Regions from separate parts of the Homo sapiens genome. Here region 2 is linked to region 1. The links are chromatin contacts, found by Hi-C or POLR2A ChIA-PET in ENCODE. All regions are on one chromosome and are shown on one strand. Each heading gives the region's core, a stretch centred on a gene start or an enhancer-like site at or near the end of the contact. The rest is flanking DNA. Distances are from core to core; before and after follow the strand shown. Region 1 holds the start of PLCH2 (phospholipase C eta 2). Region 2 has its middle 9.3 kb from the start of TNFRSF14.

Region 1 (3,184 bases), core at 367-2,866:
GAGACGGGAGCACCCCCAGCTGGGGCCAGGCCCAGGGTGAGGGAACAGCAGGTGTGTCCCAGGCCAGGAGGCCTCTGAGGTGCAGGAAGGAGAACTGGACCCCCTGGGTCAGAGTGGAAGCCCGCAGCAGCCCAGTATGAGGTGGGCAGGGGCCCTGGGCCAGGGCTATGGCCGTCTGGTCTGTCTCCAGGCCCTCAGGCCACCTCCTGGCCCCTGCGCTGCCCCTTACACGGTGGCCTTCCCCGAGGCCCTGTCTTCCTGAGGACGCCCGGGACTCCAGCCCCTCTCCTCTCCCTGCAGCTCATGGCTCCCTAATCTAATTCCACGGCAGAGCCCAGAAACGCCTGCTGACCTGCTTCCGCCGAGAGCAGCAGAGCCTGTGACGGGGCCCCTGGTGGGGGCCTGGGTTGGCTCTGTGCTGACTGCATCTGATCTGGCTGGGTGTGGCCCTGGTTGTCAGTGGTCAGCTGGAGACGCATGGCCATCTCCTCAGGGACTGCCACCTCCCACGCCTGACCTTGGCCCCGGGGCTCTGCCAGGATGCCCAGCCCTGGCACCTCCCTGTCCTGGGCTCTGCAGGCCAAACTCCTCCCCTGGTATGGGGGGAGGCGAGCAGCTGCCCGGAACCTTCCAGTCCTTGTTGCTGGAGCCAGTAGAGCCTGGGCAGTGGGTGGGAAGAAGGGCGGGGTTCTCCCCAGTGTGGTCACGAAGCATGGGCATGGCCAGGACACAGGTGGCTGGTGTTCAGCCGGGGTCTGCCCACCTCCCATTCCCACAGCTGCCCCTGGTGTCCCGGCCTGGACTTGGGGATGGGAGAGCCTGTGCTGTCCTGTAGTGCGGGGCCAGTACACAGGGTGGGCTGTGTGGTCCTGGTGGCAGTGGGACCTGGAGTCCTTTCCTCAGTGGGAGCTGAGACGGTGGGGTGGGTCCTCCTTGGGCGAGGCCCCTGTCCAGGTCAGATGGCTGTCATCCCTGCAGGGCAGAATGTGGGGACAAACGTGCCCTGGGCATGGGGCCACCTCCTCCGCCACAGCTCGGTGACCGTGGAGAAAGGTCAGGCTGGGGCTGCAGCTGCATGAGGGAGACATGGAGAGCCCAACCCAGGCTCAGGGACCCACATCCTGGGCCTGGGCTGGGAGTTGTCGCTGTAAGGGATCCGGCTCGGCTCCCCTCTCCAGCCACAGGGGCTGGGCGCTGCGGGGATGAGGTGAGCTTCTGCCCCTGCTCTGGGCCACCTGCCTCTGGACTTTGGGGATCCACTCAGAGGTCCTCATAAGTAGGGATGCGGGGTGAGGGCAGGGACCACTCCAGGCCCAGCCTCGGCATCTGTGGTGGGCGCACAGCGGGGAGGCCCACCCCACACAGGGTCCTCGGAGGACAGTACCCTGCAGGCCTTCCGGTTGCGTTCTCTGGGTCCCAGGAGGGCCCTCCCGTTGGTCCTGCTCTTGTCCCGCAGCCCTGACCTGGGTCTGGTGGCCTGGGGCCTTGGGAAACTCTGTTGCCTCCCCAGTGCCCTCCCATCCCCAGCTGGGAGTTCCCTCGGCCTAAATCCTCCACCAGCTGGGCTGGAGCTGGGATTAGCACAGGGATTGGGCCTGGGGCTGGGCGGGGCTGAGGTCCTTTGCTCCCCCAGCCTTGGGAGGCGGCTGCGTCAGGGATTCCTTGGTGGCCCTGGAGGGTGGATAGGCTGGCCTGGGGGCCATCAGGACAGCAGGTGACGGTCAGGCCAATGCCAGCCGGGCCTGGGCACAGCCCTGTGGGGGCTTCGGAGGGCCCTGAGGAGGAGGAGGAAGAGGCAGAGGAGAGAAGGCCCCACGGAGGTCCTGTCGCCAGCGCTGCCACTGCCTGACCTCCGCTGCCCGAAGGCCGGTGGGCCTCTGTGGCCTCCGTGAAGCAGGCCCGGCTGTCGTCAGGCCATGTCTGGTCCATGGCCCTCCCCCGACAGCCGGACCAAGGGAACGGTGGCCTGGCTGGCGGAGGTACTCCTCTGGGTTGGAGGGAGTGTGGTGCTGTCTTCAGAGTGGCAGCTCGGCCCCCTGGGTAAGAAGGGGCAGGCGAGTGGCCTGGGCTGAGTGCTGGCCCTGGCCAGGTGACTGGTGGGTGGGGGCTGTTCCTGGAGGTGGGGGAAGCCTGGGCCTCCATCCCATCCTGCACTCGCCTCCCCTGTCCCCCGGGTGCTCTAGGGATCATGTGGGTCCAGCAGCGTCGGCTGGCCCTGCCCCTCAGCCGCTCAGAGGCGTGCTCAGCACACCTCGGTCTCCCAGGCACCTGCAGGGCCTGGGGGCTGAACCCAAGGGGGCGAGGGGGGATCTCAGGTGGCTCCAATGCTCTCATTGAAGGGGTGCCTTGTGCTCTGGGGGTCAGTGGTGCTTGCAGCCCAGGCGGCTGGGCTGGCATCCTGGTGCCGGACATGAGGGCCTTTGCCGTTAGGAGACTCTGCAGAGGAGACTGGCTGGGTATGGCTGGGAGGGTGGAGTGTGTGTCTTGTGGTGGCCTGTGGAGGGCCCCGGTCCGGGCTGGCCTGCCAGCTCTCTGTTCCAGCGGCAGACAGGGTCCTGTCCAGGCTGCCCTGTTGCAGGCCTCTGCCCGCCCCCTGCCCCTGTGTCCTGCCTCACCCCTCTCCTAAATCCCTGCAGCCATACCTGCGTCTTCACCTCCCATGTGCCCCGGAGAGCCCAGCCCCCCATGCCATGGCTTCCATCCCTTCAATTCCCCTCTGCTCGTGATCACGTAGTAGCTTCCCCAAGAAGGCCCGGCCAGTACTGCCCTTGGTCCTCTACAACGCCCCCGCCAGGGTCCCTCAGCGTGCAGACCTGGGGTGGGGATTAACGTCTCTGTGCTTTAGCAGATGGTACCTCTGGGACCCGGGCTTTCTGTGAGCAGGTGTGCAGGAACCGAGGGGGTGAGACCAGTCTGTTCCTGGGCTGGGACAGCTGACTCTGGCCTGGACTCCCTGGACCCTGCAGCCCCCTCTCCTGGGACAAGCTACAGCAGGAGGCTGAATGGAGAGAGGAGGGGAGAGAAGGAGCGAGGCAGGCAGCCTGGGGGAGGGGAGGGGAGGGGTTGTGAAGCTCGGATCCGGCACCACAGCCTCCCAAGTCCATACTGCAGTGCAGGGCGTGCGACGCAGACATTCATGGCACCATTCGTGGCGCTTGTTGCACATGAGGGGTGGGGGCTTTCC
Region 2 (3,184 bases), core at 254-2,753, 71 kb after region 1:
GTCTGGCCTGCACGGCTCTCACACCCTTTGCAACCATCTTCTTGCCCACCCAGCAGCCCACCCTGTCAGTGTAGGGGGCAGGAGAGGGACCTGGTGGGGCAGTGAGCTGGGTAAGGCCTCCTCCCTGGACCTCAGTCTCCTTGTCTGAGGTGTGGGACAGCACTGCTGCCTCCCAAGGCTGATGGAAGGACCCCCAAGGGCGGCTGGTTAACAAATACCAGGTTTGGAGAAGCTGGGGTGTGGGGCTGCTGCCTGGAATTAACTGCCCAGAGCACCTCCAAGGATGACCTTTTAATATGAGAGCCAGCCCAGGGGAGGGAAGGGTCGGGGGCTTCCTGGGGGAGGTGGCCGCTGGCCTGGATTATCAGGAAGTGCAGGAGGAGGGTGGGGGCTTCCTGGAGCAGTGGCCCTGGCCCCCCTGTGCAGTAGCTGCGGCTCAGCCCCTTCCCTGGCCTGTCTCCCTGTTGCTTCCACAGCTGGAGCTGCCTCTGCGGCCCCTGTCCTCACCCCTGAGGAGGCCAGGCCCGGGCAGGTGCCTGGGCTGGGGCTGCTCCTGGCCAGGCTGGAAGACTGTCAGATGGAGGACAGGTCAGGTGGTCGGAAAGCTGGGGACAGGGAGGGAGCAGGTTTGACGGAGGGACGTATGGGCAGGCTCCTCCTCCCGGTCAGGTCCCACGTGACCCCCCAGCCACGCCTACCCACATCGCCCTGCTGGAGGCCGGGGGCGGGGGGAGCGGGGAGTGGGGGGTGTGGGGGGTGAGGGGGGTGGGGGTGGGGGTGGCCCGGCCCGGAGCTAGGGGGCGGGGCCGTGCTTCTTCTGGCCCTGGCCTCCAATTGGCTGCCGGGCGTGGGAAAGCGTGCACCACTGCCTGGCGCCCATAAAGACGCCTCCACCACCTGCGCCGCCGCCGCCTCCCGGCCGCCCTCCGCCCCGCGCGCTCGTTGAGGCCGGTGCTCCAGAGTGAAGAGCGTGGCGGTGCGGCGGTAGCGCAGGGCCCTCCTGCGGGGCCAGGCAGGGGCGGGTGGGCGCTCCTTGCCACCTTTCTGCTCTCCCTGCTGTCCGAGAAGTTCGTGCGGTGCCAGCCCAGCTCCCAGCTGGGGACAGAACAGGAAACGTCCCCGGCGAGCCTGGCGGGGGTGGCGGCAGGGGTGTCTGTCGCCTGCGCTGGGCAGGACGCGCGTCCTACCGGCCTCCCACTCCGCGGGCCTCACCAGCCACCTCATTCCCGGAGCCCGGGCCGCCGAGAGCGCCGCGGATGGACCTCAGGGAAGGCCTGGCGCGCCGCCTCCGGGAAGCCTTCCGGCCTTCTCCCTCCACCGAGTACTGGGGAGTCTCAGGCCACGGTGAATGAAGAGCAACGGGCCGGAGAGACCTCGGCCTCTGCCCAGGAGCAGCGCCCAGCAACCCCGCCCACAGGGGACCCGGTGGACGCCCTGGTGGCCACTTTGCCAGGCTCCCCATCTCCCAGCGAACCAGAGAGGATTTCCGTTCCCCTCCTGCTTGGTGCCTAGCGCCAGGGCGGGGCGTGGGCTGAGCAGCCCCTCCCATGGAGGGAGCGGCCAGTCTACATATTGGAGGTGGGGCTCTGGGGAAAGGGTGTTGTTAGGAAGGCGGTTTGAGGCAGCGGGAGGTGGGGATGCGCCCGGCGGGGAGGGGCAGGTGTGTGGGGAGGGCCTGGGGAGCGCCTCCCCAGCCGGGCAGCGCTTCCCCAGCCAGGCCCCGCAGCTGGACCCCGGCTCCGTCCAGCCTGGGAAAGGACTCCACGGTTTATGCTGAAGTGGTGGTGGGGTGGGTGAACGCTGCGCAATGGAAGGGCATGGCCCTGTGCTAATTGCCCCGGGGTGTGGGGCTGTGGAGGCACTGCGGGGGGGATGTGCTGTGTCAGTTGGGCAATGGCGGCCAACTGTGGCGTGCAGGCCTTGGAGCTGCCCCTCCATGGAGCTTTAATAAAGGCACTAGCCCTGCAATTTCTGCCTGAGTTTCTGGCCCACAGCTTGGCCGACTGCAGCCCCTGAGATTGGAGGCTTCTGCTCAAGACGTGGGCAGGGAGCTCGGGGCTCCCTGGGCTGGGGCCCTGCCCCGCTGGCCTCTACCCTGGCCCCTGCTGGAAAGCCCGTCAGGGCTGCTCTGAGCTGGGGACAGCTCCTCCCTGCCCACAGCAATCTGGGGGAGCCCCGGTTTGTCCAGTGCCCCTGTGAGCCCTGCTGTGTACCAGCCACCTGTGGGAGTGTCCGCCAGTCACCTCCCAATAGCTCGGGAGGCAGAGCGACATGACTCCATTTTAGAGATGAGCAAACGGGGCTCCTGCACTCTGGGACCATGACAGAGACACAGGAAGTGAGAGTGGGCTGAGGCCCTGCAGCAGTGGGGGCCGGCCTTGGACCGTGATCCAACCCGACCATGGCTGCCCAACCCCCACGGGCTCACCTGGCCCCTCATCGAACCATGTATTACCCGAATAATTTATTCTAGTGTCTGGGCCCAGCCCCGTGTCCCTCACTGACAACCAGACCATGGAGGGCAGCCCTTGTGTTTTCCCAGGGGGAGGGGAGGGAGGAGGGGGTGGATTCTTAAAGGGCTGCAGTGAGTGTGGCCCCAAATGCACACCCAGGGTTAGGCACGCAGGTGATGGCACAGGGAGCCCAGGTTCTAGGAAGTGGCACCTGCGGCCGGGGAGGCAGGGCCTGGATTTTGCTGCCCCCTGGTGGCTAGCGGCCTGTCCAGGCAAAAGGCTTGGACCTGCAGCCCCTGTGGCTCAGAGGAAGAGACAGAGGAAGAGACAGACAGAGGTCTGAGGTCTCCCATCAGAAGTCTCAGCTCCCAAGGCAAATTCAGAGGTGGAGGGTCCCTTGGCCCTGTCCCAGCTCTGGCAGGGCGGCCCCCCACGTCCTGGCCTGCTGCCAGGGGTCGCGCCCACAGCCCTGCACCGAGCAGGGAAGGCCCAGGCCTGGGTGGGTCTTTCCGCAGGATCCTGGGATGTTGCTTAGGGGAAGCCGAGACCAGACGGGCAGTCACCTGTCTGGGAAAGCACCAGGCCCTGGCCGGGTGCGATGGATCACGCCTGTCATCCCAGCAGTGTGGGAGGCCGAGGCGGGAAGATCACGAGGTCAGGAGATCGAGACCATCCTGGCTAACACGGTGAAACCCCATCTCTACTAAAAATACAAAAAATCAGCCTTGCAT

The links. Hi-C counts contacts between places; a loop is a spot of excess contacts on that map. ChIA-PET counts read pairs that join two places held with the same protein, here RNA polymerase II (POLR2A). Pooled maps may share reads with other maps.
Region 2: a loop to region 1 is called in a map of transverse colon, with 3 times the contacts of the local background. The contact joins the enhancer-like site here to the promoter of PLCH2 in region 1. A Hi-C loop is called at or near these places in 8 of 168 maps with a recorded cell type or tissue (Panc1, adrenal gland, gastrocnemius medialis and 5 more) and 10 of 50 pooled maps. POLR2A ChIA-PET finds 5 or more read pairs at or near these places in 5 of 52 experiments (OCI-LY7, Panc1, SK-N-SH and 2 more).

What each region holds. Positions count from the first base shown.
Region 1 is chr1:2,474,673-2,477,856 of GRCh38, forward strand. PLCH2 (phospholipase C eta 2) reads left to right here and starts at 1,617. Exons shown (of 22, transcript NM_014638.4): 1 at 1,617-2,040. The coding sequence starts at 1,917.
Region 2 is chr1:2,545,493-2,548,676 of GRCh38, forward strand. No RefSeq gene overlaps it. Among named protein-coding and RNA genes, the nearest start is that of TNFRSF14, 9.3 kb to the right of the region's middle. RefSeq lists enhancers at 1-93, 2,706-3,184. Within about 2 kb of position 1,504, at least 36 of the 41 ENCODE cell types and tissues checked have a DNase peak (open chromatin) inside an H3K27ac peak, as active enhancers do; they include OCI-LY7, adrenal gland, gastrocnemius medialis and 3 more, where a contact is called at or near this core.